Regions from separate parts of the Homo sapiens genome. Here region 2 is linked to region 1. A link is a loop called in an ENCODE intact Hi-C map of the cell type or tissue named here. Cell type or tissue: endothelial cell of umbilical vein. All regions are shown on one strand. Each heading gives the region's core, and the rest is flanking DNA. Links, peaks and the distances in the headings are about the cores only.

Region 1 (7,338 bases), core at 1,434-6,433:
GTCTGGGCCAGACCTCTGCAGAGAAATGGAGCTGCTGCAGCTGAAAGCCACCCACGCCCCCTGCCCAGGCCCCAGGGACATGGTGGCATGCTTATGCCAGGACAGTGCTAGAGGTGGCAGCCAGCAGGGAGGGCAGCTGCTGGGCTGTGGAGCTGGCTGGAGGGGTCTGTCTCAGCCCCGGCATGGCCTGGAGTAGCCATGGTCCCTTTGAGCCTGTTTCCTCATGGGTGAGACAGAGCTACTGACCCCTCACAGTGAGCAAGGGCCTGCAAGGTGGTGCAGACACGCCTGCCCTGTGCTCACCATGGCGTTGCATCCAATAAATGCAGAGATGATGGCATGGGGGGCCGAGGGTGGTTCTGACCCCTGAGCCATGAGGACAGATGAAAGCCGAGGCCACTGTGGGAGCTGGGAGGTTCATAGGAACCCCAGATGGCTAGGGTTCCCCATGTCAAGGGGCATCTCCAGGGGGGAACCCCCACACTCAGCCGGCTGCTCACAACCCCAGGAGTGCAGGCAGGGCTCATCCATTCAGCCCTTACTTGAGCTCACAAGGAACCCAGGACAGGAACTGATGCTCAGGGGTGGGGAAAAAGCAGAACCTGGCTGTGGGACCACCATGTAACAACAGGCGTTTGGGGCCAGAGAGGTGCCAGGGACGCTCTGCATTGGGTGTGGTCAGCGACGGGGCAGGTGGGGTCAGAGCCAGGACAGGTGGGGTCAGAGGCGGGGCAGGTGGGTTTGGCCACAAGGTACTCCATGGGATGGTTTTTGAGGCATGGCAGGGCCCAGGCTGACTGACCTCAGCAGGGGCTGCGGGGTGGGAGGCTGCAGAGGGCATTGGGGGTGGACATCTGCTGGAGATTGGTGGGGAGAGGCTGAGGAGCGGGACTGCGAGGGTCTGGGGCCAAGGGAAGGCAGGAGCTAGCAGTCTGGCCTGAGCCCGGGGGGATGGAGACTGTGCTGCAGACATAGGGGGTGCATCTGTCTACCTTCCTGAGGCTTCTTCCCTAGTCCCTTGGCAGGCAGAGCATGGGACATGCAGCCAAGGAGATACCGCGGCCCCCAGCTTGCTGGAGAAGTTAGGGCCATCAGGCAAGCAAGGCCTCTCATCTGAGTCTGGCCCAGACGGCATCAGCTGGGGAACACGCCCCCATCCTGTCCGCTGCGGGTGAGCACCGGCCGCGCTCTGCACCCTCTGCACGCAGTAGGTGCACGGCTGGGGCGGTGCAGCTCAGCACACCTGGAACGGGGGCGTGTGGGTTTGGCGCCACCTGGTGGCCGCCTAAGGCATGGCACCAAGACACACCCAAGGCAGCTTCCTCAGGTTACTCCCTGGAGCCTCCTGCTGTCCCGCTTCCCCTTTCCAGACACAAGATCTGTGCAAGTGCTGGCTCCTCCTCCTCCTACCTGGGAAGGGCCCTGGGCTGCCCTGACCTTCTGTTTCCTGATCAGTGGAATGGGATAATGTGGCTGCTAACTTGGCAGAGGGAGACTTTGGGGGCAGTGGACAGAGACAGTAGACACAGGGTCCCACAAGCCAAGGTGCCCCTAGAACTGAGCATCCTGCAAATCCCGGTTTCCTGAGTCCCATGCTCGGCAGAGAAGGAAAGGGGACGAGGGGGCTGGGGGATGAGGGCGTGAGGGAAACGGAGCGAGGGGAAGGGAGGAGTGAGGTGAGGAGCGAGGGGTGGTGGTGGCCACACGTGCAGCTAAGACCAGCCCTGGGTGGGGCCTGTGGGGTGCTGACCTCGTGCCTGGGCCCTGGGCTGCCCAGGAAGGTGGTCTGGCGGGCCACGGCCTCCTGCTGCAAGGTCCGCAGGATCCCGTCTTGCTCAAACTGGGCGATGTCCTTCAGGGGGTCCCAGGGGCTGTGGCTGGAGGGTCCAGAGGGCGTTCATCAGCACAGGCAGTGGCCCTCAGGTGAGGGGGCTGTCCTGGCCCAGTCTTCAGCCCCCCAACAGTGGCCAGAGACCTCCAGGAGAATGACCACTGCCCACACCCCATGGGCAGGGCCTGCAGTAAGGACTGATGATGGGGGGTGTCACTATCTGACCCTCCCCCACCGACTCCTCCAGGGGACAGGCTGAAGGTGAGAGGGAAGCCAGGAGCCCCTGGGCCCTTCTCAGCCCGTCTGCTAGGCCCAGCCCCACCCTGTGGCCCCCAGGGCTTTGTCGGCACTCACTCCTCGTATCGGTAGTGCCACTCCTGGGTGATGGGGTCCAGGTGGAACAGCTGCGGCTTCCAGGGCATGAGGCTCTCCTGCCGCTCACGGGCCCGCTGCCGCTGTGCCTCCTCCAGTGCAAACTTCTCCTGTGTGGCCCTGTGCTGGTCGCCCTTGCTGATGGCCCTGGTGACGTGCTGCCAGAGCCTGCGGGCCAGTGACCCATCCTGAGCCAGTGGCCCGGGCAGCCCGACCCCTAGGCAGCTAGGAATCAGGGCCCCTTGGCACCAGAAGGAAGGCACAGAGCAACCTCTGCGTGATTGCCTACAGTGACAGGGAGCTCACTACTTTGAAGAGAGCTTTTCTTTTGTCCATGAGATGGGTTTTTCCAACACTGAGCTCCCATCTCCCGCCTGCAGGGACCTCCCTGTGCACCTGTTGGTCACTCGCCGGCAGTGATGCAGTGAGAGGTCACGGCAGCCGGCTCCTCTCCAGGCCACACCCCTTCCCTCCATCTGTCCTTTCCAGGACACGTGATCTGCCACCAGGGGTGCACCAGGCCTGCCCTCCCTGCCAGGGACATCCTGGGGCCATGCTCACAGCACTGTAGCCCTGCTGACCTGCCTGCTTGGCCATGTCAGGCTGTGGTCAGCAGGGTCCCTGGGCGCTGACAGGCCTCACCTCTCGGACTCCAGCTCCGTCTGCTCCTCCAGCGGCACCGTGTGCTGCCTCAGCCTCTGTCTGCGGACCTCCCCGCTCGGGGTCCAGAAAAGCGCACTGCTTCCGCTCCCTTCCTCCTTGATAAACACGTCCCTGTCCTGCCCCAGATGGCCAGCGGGGTCAGAGGCTGGCCTGGCGTTGACCGCCCGGCCGTGCCTGCCCTGAGGGACGGCCCCTTACCCAGTGGCCACTGAGGCTCGCCAGGACTTCCTCTCCCGACGTGATCTTTCCCGAGATCTGGTTGATGCTGGTGCTACCCCCGAAGAAGGGCTGCGGGGCCACACCCAGAACAGAGCCCAGTGAGCGGGGGCTGGGGCCTCCAGAATCACATCCTCATGGGGGCACGGAACAGTTATTCTCTTGGGGTGCCTGGGAGCCCAGGAGGGATGGACCCAACCCTCGCCAACGAGGCCTTCGGGACCCCCACGCCTCCGCTCAAGGATGTAGTGTCCCTGCCACAGAGACAGGGCCTAGGCTGGCTCTGCTGTGTGGCTGCAGGCAGCAGCCTCCCTTCTCTGGGCCCTGTCTGTGTTCCGGGATGTCAACAGCTGCTCCCCTTATGTGCACTGCCTTGGGGAACCTTCCTTGGGGCCTGGGGAGAGTGTGAGGGGGATCCCCAAGGCTTCGTTCCTTCCCTGGCCTCGTCTCCCCCAGGCTGCAGCCAGCGCTACCTTGAGTTTGAATTCCAGCTGGGCCTGGAAGTTGTTCTTCGCACACTCGATGGTGACCTTCCCACCCAGCTCCAGGGTCATCGTGCCATACAGGATTCCTGAAATGCAGCCAGTGTCAGGGGCCAGGCGGCCCCAGCCCTGCTGAGCCCCAGGCCCTGCTGAGTACCGACCCAGCAGCACCGATCCCTGAGTCCCGACCCAGCAGCACCGATCCCTGGGAGGCCTGTGTCAGTCCCTGGGAGGGTGAGAAGGACAGGAGGCGCTGGGAGCAGAACCCCACAGGGAGAGGCTGGTGGGGGTGCGGAGCCTGGGAGGTGCGGAGCCTGGGAGGCACGGAGCCTGGGAGGCACGCCTGGTCCCTCAGGGGCCGTCTCCCCCACTAAGGGGGCTCTGTCCTCGCCAGGGCCTTTGCTCATGTCAGGTGTCGCCTCCTGTTCCAGCCTCCTGGGAGGCCACCAGCCCTGTGAGACATGCATCGTGCTTCACTTGACTCTGCAGTTCCCGCTCTGGCATTGGGCTCCTGAGGGCAGGCATCTTCTCGCTCACTGCTGCGTCCCAGGATGGCACCCAGAACACAGAGGGCACCAGCACCCATGATGGCATCCCGTATGTTTAAAAAAATTAATACGTCTTTCTTTGTTTTGTTTTTTTTCAATTAATGAAGGAAAGAACAACTTTTCCATGTCTGGCATATGGAGGAGGTAATCTAATTAAAGAAGCACCACCACCTCCACCATCAAAACCCAAACATTTGCACTCTAAAAACCACTTAGAAATGTGTGGCAGAATATGTCTCTTAAAAATGAAGAAAAGAAACAACAAGCTACTTGTTGCAACAAAGGCTTGAAACACCCCCAAATCCCTCCAGAGGGGGCTGTGTGAGTGCACCCTGGCCCATGAGCACGATGGAAAGCTATGCAGCCTAGAAAGACAAAGCGGCATCTCTGTGCAGCTCTGATGGGGGGAGGTCTCCAGGCTCCACGGAGAGGAAGAAGGCCCAGGAGGCGGAGGTTGTAGTGAGCCAAGATCACACCACTGCACTCTAGCCTGGGCAACAGAGTGAGACTCTGTCTCAAAAAAAAAAAAAAAAAAGAAAAGAAAAGAAAGAAAAGCAAAGCAGGTCTGACCTCCAGATTGTGATCACTAAATATTATTTCCTAGTGAAGGGAACCTGGAGCTCCCGGGAGAAATGGTCGATTTGAGGTCTAGTGTAGGAAATGTCCTAGGTGCACACATGGTCAGGGCAGAAGGAAGAATACCAGCAGAGGTACTGGGGTGTGCAGGGGGCCCCTGAGCCAACTATGGCCCCCATTGGCCAAAGATGGGGCAATTTCAATATCAATAAAGTTAATAACTGAAAGGTTCTGAAATCACCAAATACGTTCCTATCAAATAATACGTGGCAATAATGACCTTCGCCAGTCACCTTTGGAAGACAGCAGGGGAAAAAAATCATTATTTTGAAAATATAAAAAACCTGGGATTTATCCTAAAACAAACCAATCCTGTTGGGTAACCACATAGTAGACAAGGGGAAGTTTCTCTTTTGAGAAGCCTTCCGGTGATTAAGTGAAAGAGGATGGAACGTCACCATCTAGCAATGCCTTTTACATGAATGGATCCAGGCATTGAGAATCAATGTCCACTAATGTCACAAGGAACAACAGGCCCTGTGCACCCTGCTGTGGAAAGACACAAAACCCCCATTAAGCGTCGTGTTGAAAAAAACTGTGCTGAACGTGATCAGGCATCTCGAGATCAAATCAATTCGTGGTTTATAGGAAATCCCCAGGGCAGAGGAATGCAGCCAGGAAAATCCATGCTAGAGGGGACTAGGAGGAAATGAGTAATACTCTGCAAGGGAAAAACAGGAGGGAGGGACATCAAGGAGATGTAAACATAGGACATCCATGCACGGAGCATGGCCTGATGCAGAGACCCAGCCAAACGGCCAACTGTCACGTGTGTGGGGGATCAAGACACAGGCACGTGGCAGCTGGGGATATGAACCAGATTGTAGACTCGATGACAACTAAGAGTTTGTTTGTTTGTTTTTCATCTGATGATAGTATTGTGGCTATGGTTAAGAAGGGAAATCCCGGCCTGGCGTGGGGGCTCACGCCTGTAATCCCAGCACTTTGGGAGGCCGAGGTAGGCTGATCACCTGAGGGCAGGAGTTTGTGACCAGCCTGGCCAACATGGTGAAACCCTATCTCTACTAAAAATACAAAAATTAGCTAGGTGTGGTGGCGCACGCATGTAATGCTAGCTACTCGGGAGGCTGAGGCAGGAGAATCGTTTGAACTCAGGAGGCGGAGGTTGCAGTGAGCTGAGATTGCACCATTGCACTCTAGCCTGGGCAACACAGCAAGACTCTGTCAAAAAAAAAAAAAGACAGAAAGAAAGAAAGAAAGAAGGGAAATCCTTAACTTTAGTGATATAAAATAAAATAAAATACACAAATGACATGACATGATATTTGGGATTTACTTCCAATTAATTCAGGGGAGAGCATGAAGGTGGGTGCATTGCTGTGCTGTGGGTATATGGGGTGTACTGTACTTTGATATATGTTTGAACTTTGCCATAATAAAAAGTTGAAAAAATATATGAAGCATGGATGAGTCAATGAGCATGCAAGAAAAGATGGGAATTCTCCCACAAGAAAAAATAAAGGGGAGAAGACGGGAGGAGGAGAGGAAAGAGGGAGGAGATGGGAGGAGGAGAAGAGGAAAGAGGGGGAAGGTGGGAGGAGGAGAAGAGGAAAGAGGGGGAAGACGGGAGGGGGAGGAGAGGAAAGAGGGAAGACAGGAGAAGGAGAGGAAAGGGGGAAGATGGAAGGAGGAGAAGAGGAAAGAGGGGGAAGATGGGAGGAGGAGGAGAGGAAAGAAGGGGAAGATGGGAGGAGGAGGAGAGGAAAAGGGGGGAAGAGAAAGAGGGGCATTTGTCGATCTGAGATCTTGGTTTCTGAGGTTGCCGTGGAAAGTGGTAGACAGGTCCTTGGGTCAGAGTAACCAGGAGAGATTTTTTCCGAGACATTTCCACTAAGCAGGCACTCTCACATGGCTACACCCTCAACAGAAGGAACAGTCGCAGAAAGGCCGTTCATTCCAGAGGGAGAGTCAAGGAAACATTTGTATTGGGCCTGCGCTCCGGGGTTAAAAAGAAACCCCAGAACTCTCCATGAATGTGTAGGGTAAGTTTGGGATTCAAATCTATACTTCCTCTGTGTCCCAGAAACAACCTACTAAGAAAATGTGAGAGCCAACAAAACAATTTCAGCCAACAAAACGAAAACAAACAAACACAAAACTAGCAAATTAGAATCCCAAGGTTTTACTAAATACAGCCATTCTTTGAATAATTATCGAGCACCTTCAAGGGCAACACTATGGTCAGTGAGGACACAGCAGCAAACAAAACAGAATATGAGAGTGACCAGCTAGAGATGATAAAACAACTGTGCTTATTACAATGCTCAAAGATTTATGAGAAAGGATTGGAAACATGACCAAGGAACAATGCACGAGTATAAAAAGAACAGGCAAGGCCGAGCGCACTGGCTCACACCTGTAATCCCAGCACTTTGGGAGGCCGAGGCAGGCGGATCACCCGAGGTCAGGAGTTTGAGACCAGCCTGGCCAACACGGTGAAACCCCATCTCTACTAAAAATACAAAAAATTTGCTGGGCGTGGTGGCGGGCGCCTGTAGTCCCAGCTACTCAGGAGGCTGAGGCAGGAGAATTGCTTGAACCCAGGTGGTGGAGGTTGCAGTGAGCTGAG
Region 2 (7,338 bases), core at 1,463-6,462, 160 kb before region 1:
TACAGCTCAGTGGCCCCCAACATTTTCCGCACCAGGGACCAGTTTTATGGAAGGCAATTTTTCCACGGATGTGGGTGGGCCAGATGAAACTGTTTCACCCCAGATCATCTGGTATTAGATTCTCATGGGGAGTGCTCAACCTTGATCCCTCTTGTGCACAGTTCACAACAAGGTTCTCGTCCCTGTGAGAATCTACTGCTGCCGCTGATCTGGCGAGAGGTGGAATTCAGGCGGTCATGCTTGCCCCGCTGCTCACCTCCTGCTGTGCGGCCCAGCTACTAACAGGCTATGGACCAGTACCCATCCATGGCCTGGGAACTGGGGGTCCCTTCTATAGCTGATTTGCTGGCCAGGCCATGTACCGTTGCCTTCCCAGCCTCCTGACCACAGCACTTCCCGACCCCTCACCCCCACCCCCTGGTCCTGGGCTCTGGGGAGGAGAACTGGGCATGAGGAGGCCAGCCCAGCCGCTGTGACCGATTGACCCATCTGGAGAGGACAGGCTTTCCACAGCCTCAGCGAGGGTCTGCAGCTGCCCCTGAGACCATGAAGGCCGCCCCTCCTCTCCTCGGGCTGCTTTTAAAAGAAGCTGTTGAAACATGGACTCCCCAAACCTTAGAATTCCACTGTCCTCAGAATTTGAGGAATTCCAAAATTCCTCAAACAAGAAGTGGCCTCAGTGAGCCAAGGGCCATCCACCCTCTTCGCCTAAAGCTCAGGCCGGATCATGCCTATGCTTGAAGCACCCAGGGGCAAGGGCTCTCCTCTTGACCTTGGATATCCATCCAGGTGAGGCTCTGGTGGGCCAGCCAGGAGGCCCAGGAGCCCAGCCAGGCAGCGTCCTTGGCTGCTGTTTTCTGCTTTTTGCAGGAGCCCCTCCCCGATCTGCACAGGGGCTTCACAAATTGCGTTCGGGAGAAACTTCCTTGCAGGCAATAGTTTCTTCTGGACCTAGCACCAAGACTCCTGCGGGCCATGCAGCGAAGGGATAGCACCCTCCCCGCCCTGAGCCCAGACCAGCTACCAGGCTTCGTCGGCCTCCTAGCAACAGAGATTAGGGTCCAATTCTGGTACTTCTCTGCCTCCCCTACTGGCATCCCTCCAACCACGAAGGTTCCAGAAATGAAGGCCCCATTGTGGGGTGAGGAGTCATGCCTGTACCCCTTATCACCTCCTCAGCTTGTTCATCACCAGGAGCCCTTCTGGGTGGGGGACACACTTCCTGAACCCTAACTGTCTCAGACCATCCCTGTCTTTCAAAGAGCACAGCCAGACCGGAGGGCAGAAAGCCGTGGTCAGCTATCTCAGAAAGAGGGGCAGGGATTTGCTGCACTCAGGCCTCTCCACCCCAATGTCCTGGGCCAGTACCTGGAGGTGCAGGGACCTCTGCCTCCTGCCCCACCATCGGAGACAGCCCAGAACTCTCTCCTGTTCCCCCAGAAGCAAAGGCGACCCTGCCCGCCCCACACTGCGGGCACTGGCAAGGAGCGGCTGGCGGCGGGCAGCCAGAGGGCTGAGGGATTCCTTCTGGTCTGACTGCGCGGGTGGTTTGTGGGCAGGAAGTGCTGCTGGGGAAGGTTCCCCCACCACAGGCAGCAGCAGCTCGGACCCAGGGCCCTTGTCCTCCCCAGGTTCAATTCCTCAGGACACACCAAGGAGCAGAAGGTAGCCAGGGTCAAGCCCCAGGGCACTTCCTGGCCTCTGGGGAGGCTGCTTGGAAAAGAGGGTGTGGACCAGGCCCAGCAGATGACACGATTCATTTATTCATTCAAAGCCGGTTCCCAGCGCCTTTCACACCAGCCCCGCAGGACTGGATGAGGGTGTCCTGCCCGCCCATTCCTGGGCCTCCACCCTCCCAGCAGGAGTCTCACTGAGCCACAGCCGGATGGTAGAAAAGCAAACTGGCCAAGTGATTTATTTGCAATGGGCACAGTGATGCAAAAACAAGATATTAAGACTATAAAATATGTGACTACAAAGAACCAGCGAAATAAATACATAGATATTAGATAGTCCAATAACTTAAGGCGCCCGTGCAACGGAGCGAGGATCCGCGCGCACGGGAAGTTCTTCTGCTGCAGGGCTGGAGAGCGCCGGCCACGTCCTAGCCTCGGTCCGACTCGTCCAGCGTATGGCCCTGTGGGGAAAGGACTGGGTCAGAGAGCTGTGCCAGGGCCGGTCCGGGTCCAGCCTGAGGGGCCCCGAGACCCTGACGCGAGGGGGCCAGCGCGATTGCGGGGCGCCGGGTCCCCCAAGGAGGTGCAGCGCCCCCGCCCCGCCGTCTGGGGTTGAAGTGGTTTTTCCCAAAGGCCCCGGTCCCGGCTGTTAGGGCGCAGGGCTCGCCGGGACGCGGGCAGTCACTCACCGCGGCGGGCTCATGGCGTGCGGGGTTTGGGCTGCGGGGATGGCCTGGAGGGCTCCGAGGGCTCGGAGGGTGCGGCGGCCGCGGCAGCCACGGCGTCCTCGGCGGGTGCGGCGGGTGCGGTGCGTTCCTGGCGGCTGCGAAAGTCCTGCAGGGCGCGGCGGTTCTGGAAATCGATGAGCGCCAGCGCGATGGCCGCGTTCCAGCAGCTCTCGCCCGCGCAGCGGAAGTCGATCTCCTTGTGGTCGGTGGTGACGATGGTGAAGTACACGTACTTGCCCGTGCGCTCCACGCAGTCCACCTTGAGGATGGAGTGGAAGCGCAGCTCCTTGGGGCGCGCGCGGGGGCTGGCGGGGAACAGGCTCAGGCGGTCGGAGGTGAGCACCCCGCGCTTCTTCTTCCATAGCTGGAAGAGGCTGTCGCTGCGCTTCTCCAACTCGCCCTCGCGTAGCACCTCGTCGGGGGATTTCATGTCGTGCCGAGCGCGGGACTGGGAGCGGCAATGCGGGCGGTGACGGCGCCGGCTCTGCTCCTCGTGGCCCCGGCGCGGCCTTTATAGCTGCCCCTCCCCGCCCCGCCCCTCCCCGCCCCGCCCCGGCCCTCGGGCCACCCCGCCCGCCTGAGCCCCGCGCGCCCCGGGCCATACCCTCCCCAAGCCCAGCCGTCCGGGCCCGCACCGTCGCGTCCGCGCTCTGGTCGGTCCCCGGCCGTCCCCTCCCATCTCAGAAGCCCGCGCTCCTCTTGCCCCCCGTGCCCCAGCTGTCCGGCCCCGTGGGGTGACTCGAGGTCCCGCCCCGCCCGGGCGCTCGCCCGCACCGTCTCGCAGGCCGGCCCCGCGGAAGAATGCGCTGCAGCCAGCCCTGCCCGCGATGACTCACGCCGGGGAGCCCCGGGAAGCACCCGCGGGCCCGGGGCCGGCCCACCGTGGGGAGACAGCCGGGACCAGACCTTCACCCTCCAGGCGCCCCAAGTCCAGCCCTGCCGCTCTCGGGCTCCCGGGGCAGAAGGAGGGTCGAGGCCCCCTTCCTTACTCCCGAGCCCTGGCCGTTCCGTCCTGTTCGGGGGCCTTTCCCAGGGCCGCCCAGAGACCCTCTCCGAAAGTGGCCCTGCCCTAGCGGACCGAGCTCCTATCTTGCCACCCACGGGCTGCGCCAAGAACGACCACCTCTCTTAGCCTCGGTTTTCGCTTCTGTGAAATGGGAACAGTAACCTTTGCTGGATTAGGGAACACGTGGAAAGGGCTAGACCAGCAACCCATAGAGCTCAGAAAATGGAAGGGGAAGAGGAAGCCCGTTCTCCTCCCTGCGCCCTCGTAGTGTCCCGAACTGGGGTACGGACTGCTCCGACCGCGCCCCCACGACCCGGACCGGAGAGAGGTCCCAGGAGCTGAGGGGTTCGGGCTGGGCCGCGACGCCCGCTCTCTGGGATCAGCCTGGGGGCGAGGGTCGGCGGGGGCGGCTGAGTCATCGCTTTCCAGCTGGGCAGACGGGCGGTTTTATTTACCCTCTTCCTTTAAAGGGTTTAATAGACAGGAAGCGAAAGCCGGCTCTTCCCGGGTTCCCAGGGGTGGGGGTGGAGCCGGCCGAGAGGACCCCAGAGACCCCGGCTACTACTCCACGTCTCCCACCTTCCCGCACCCCTGCCCCCTAGCTGCGCCCTGGGGTGGTTACAGCAGGAAGTCCCAACTCTGGGGTCAGAATTGGCCTCAATGACGGGGCTCACGCAAAATGAAAACGAGAGTCCCCTGATTCAAAATGTATTTAAAATGTCAAGACAGTGGCAGCAGAGCGTAAAACCCAGACCTGGGACCAGCCCTACCTCCACCTGCCCTTCAGGGTCACTGTAAAGGATAAAGAGACGTCCGGCTCAGAGGAGCGCCCCAGACCCGGTTCTGTGAATGGCATGCAGGTAGCAGCTGCCCGGTGGTCCCACCGGTGTGGCCAGAGGACCTGGCAGTGGGCAGGGATGTGGTGTGGAGGGGCAGTGCCGGCAGAGGGCAGGGTTGGGCTGTGCCAGGGTTCTGGCCTGGGAGTGAGACACCTGCCTGGGGCCGGCGGGTCAACACTGCCCCCTACCTGACACCTGTCCTTGCAGCAGGGCTGGGATCCTGTGGTGAGGGAGCAGCAGGTAGGGTGGGTGGGTGAGGGGAGGTCAGCCTTTGGCGGGGAGAGGGGATTCGAGCATTGTTCCGGAGAGGCTGCAGGAAGGATTCGGACTCTGGTGTCCCTTCTTTTGCTTCCAGAGGGCCCTGGGCTGCCGGACAGTGGGACCTGGGCAAGAGGCACCTCTGGGCAGTGGGAGACCAGGAGAAGCGGCCGGGGGCAGAGCGCTCTGTCACTGCGCCAGCCCACAGGTGCCTGGAACACCTCCAGGCCCACCAGCCTGCCTACCCCATTGAGGGGCCAGCCAGTGGAACTTCGGCTCCAGGCAAATCCCCCGACACTCGTGGTTGCTTAAGCACCTACTGTGTGCCTGCAGGCCTGGCTGGTGCTGGGACCCCAGAGGAGGGGAGAGGAATCCCTCTAAACCCCAGGGGCACAGCAGGTACATGAGGATGGGGATAGGGGTCGGGGGTACTGGAGGCCAGGAGGACAGCTTGGAGGACTCTGTGGGGAGGGCGTGCCCTCGAAGATTCCAAGGAGACCTTGAAGGGCCAGTGGTGCCCGTATGCCACCACTGTGCCCAGCCTCCACCTAACCCAGAGAACTCCCCAAAGTGGGCACTCCAGCCCCTGTTCCACAGAAGAGGAAACTGGTTCAGGATGGAGAGGGCCTTGGGGAAGGGACAGAGAACAGGCAGGAGCAGATAAGGGGCTGAGAGAAATGAGGGGGAGGAAGAGGGTTTGGAAACCAGGTGAGGCCAGGTGAGGTGTGCTCCCCCAGCCCCGCCCAGCTCCTCTCTTTGCCTGTACCCCAGTGGCCCTCTCAAGGGAGGCTGGGAAACTCACTCCCCTGGGGGCAGGACTTACAACCCAGGGGTGATGCTCTGACAGGTGGGGCAGGAGCTGGGAGGCCAGGGGGCAGGGTGTGCAGCCGAGATTCAGAGGCCCTGCCCTCCCTAGGGGATTTCCTGCCCACTCAGCCCCTCTCTGCTATTCCCCTCATGGACACTGTGAAGACCTGGGGGGTATGGGGGTGGATGGCCCTTTAGGGGCTGCTGGAAATCAGGTCTGAGCCCTGGAGGCCAGGCCTCCCCAGGCAGCTTCTCTGCCCACAGTCCCTGCCCCAGGGGCTCAGTTGTAGTGGCCCTGGCCTCCCCAGCAGCTGCTAGACACCCTGGGCCCCTGCTCGGCCAAACCAGCCTGAACCTGGTTGCCAATGTGGGGGCTGGAGGGAGCCGACTCCCAAGCCTTACCAGCCCTGGACCAGCAGGTGACTTCAGGAGCCCCCAGGGTGTCTTTATGGACATGGGCAAAAATAAACCACGGCCTTAGGAGGTGAGAGGGGCTTGGAGGACACCATGCCAACTTGGCAGGTACTTGCACACAGGGGCTGCCCCATCCTCTCTGCGTCCACCATCCACCCGAGGGGCTTTACCACCACCACTAACTCACACTGCCGTCTGCCCCTCTGAGCCACCCGCCCTCTGCCAGCCCCCGCTCGGCCTCCCTTGCCTGAGGCCTGAGCCTCACCGCCTCACCTGGTCCCACCTGGGGCTGAGCGGTGCCCCCAGGAGAAGCACTGGCCCCAAGCTGCAGATGCAGAAAGGGTGGCTCAGAGAGGTGCAGTGACTTGTCAAGGTCACCTTTCCAAGGAGGGACCCTATCTCTATCCCCCAGAGCAGGCCTGCCTGAGGGTCCCCTCTGGAGGATGAGGGCTGTGACACTCACTTCCTGGGATGTGGGGGAGGGATGTTGAGGCAGAAGAGTGCTGACACAGGGACCCCACATGAGGGTCTTTTGAGGAATGCCCCTCCTAGAGCCATTTGATAGCCAAGAGCCTGGGAGCTTCTCCAGCACAGCACAGAGATTGGAACCCGGCGTGGATTCGGCCACACCCCATGGGACCTGCTTCTACGAGGGTTCTGGACCACTCACGTGCTGGAGGCGGAGGAACCACCTGCCGGAGAGATGCCAGGGCCAGGCACCGGCAGGAGAGTCCGTGTGGCCCTGCCCCGTGCTAGTTCTGTGCGGTCATTTCTCCCTGTTGAGACTGCTTTCTTGGGTTTGCAGGGAACACTGGGTGGGGGTTTCAGAGAGGTGGTGACTCACCCAGGTTACACAGTGGCCAGTGCGGCCACATCCACAGCTTCCCCGATTCTGTGGCACCCTGTGGCTCGGGGCAGGAAACAGCCCTGATGTTCTGTGACTGCTTCTCAGGATGGGGAGGGGGCTCTGCCTCGAGTTGGTGGTGTCAGGCAGCATCAGTCCAAACCGGGTTTACTGATATTTATCTGAGGGGCCACATCCAGGATTCATGCAGAGCCTGAGCCAAGGGCCCCCACCCCTGGGCAGGCATTGTACAGTCTGGGTGCCCAAACATCTGGCCTGGGACACTGGCTGCCCTGTCCAGCTGCCTGGACCCTTGGCACCGGAGCCCAGCTGTGTGAGGCTGTCAGCAGCTGGAGTAGGATGCGGGCACCTCTCCGAAACTCCCTGAGTGAGGTCACTTCCTTACGGTGACGAGGCCGGGCCCTCCAGGCACTTGCCCAACGAGCCTGGCCATCCTGCCAGCCTGTGAGGAAGCTGCGTGTCACAGGGCCCGGCCCAGTGCCTGGGGCTTGACACCACCCTCTTGTGGGAGGGGTTGCTCAGAGAGAGCCCTGCAGAAAGGCCCACTGCTCCTCAGTCAGGAAGGCCCACCCCTAGCTCCTCTCACCCCCTCCAGGAAGCCCTCTCAGATTGCCAGGGCGCACTCTAAGGCCTGCCTCCTGCCAACCACATACTGCTAGGCCATGGGTCTCCAAGCCTCCGCCCACCTGAGCCTGGGGAGGCTGGGGGAAGACCTAAGCTGCCTGGAGCTGCAGCACCTGAGCAG

The links. Hi-C counts contacts between places; a loop is a spot of excess contacts. Peaks named below come from ENCODE experiments on the same cell type or tissue, not always from the same donor. Only the 100,000 strongest peaks of a DNase experiment are listed, where the experiment ranks them.
Region 2: a loop joins it to region 1, with 7 times the contacts of the local background. A loop is called at or near these places in 14 of 110 quality-filtered maps.

The regions. Positions count from the first base shown.
Region 1 is chr11:3,090,682-3,098,019 of GRCh38, forward strand. It overlaps OSBPL5 (oxysterol binding protein like 5), which reads right to left. Exons shown (of 22, transcript NM_020896.4): 15 at 3,556-3,653; 16 at 3,065-3,154; 17 at 2,846-2,982; 18 at 2,186-2,371; 19 at 1,751-1,877; 20 at 1-15. Among named protein-coding and RNA genes, the nearest start is that of CARS1, 37 kb to the left of the region's middle. RefSeq lists enhancers at 461-1,269, 1,259-1,328, 1,270-2,077, 2,886-3,693 and a silencer at 1,118-1,412. In endothelial cell of umbilical vein, for the core only: a CTCF peak has its summit at 4,415; DNase peaks (open chromatin) are centred at 4,450 and 5,330; H3K27ac peaks cover 2,518 bases.
Region 2 is chr11:2,926,531-2,933,868 of GRCh38, forward strand. PHLDA2 (pleckstrin homology like domain family A member 2) reads right to left here and starts at 2,890. Exons shown (of 2, transcript NM_003311.4): 1 at 2,366-2,890; 2 at 1,743-2,137. The coding sequence starts at 2,834. The coding sequence ends at 2,376. RefSeq lists enhancers at 2,167-2,775, 2,776-3,385, 3,386-3,994, 7,009-7,338. In endothelial cell of umbilical vein, for the core only: a CTCF peak has its summit at 4,339 (motif pointing right); DNase peaks (open chromatin) are centred at 2,741, 3,201, 4,031, 4,351 and 3 weaker places; H3K4me3 peaks cover 2,590 bases; H3K27ac peaks cover 2,085 bases.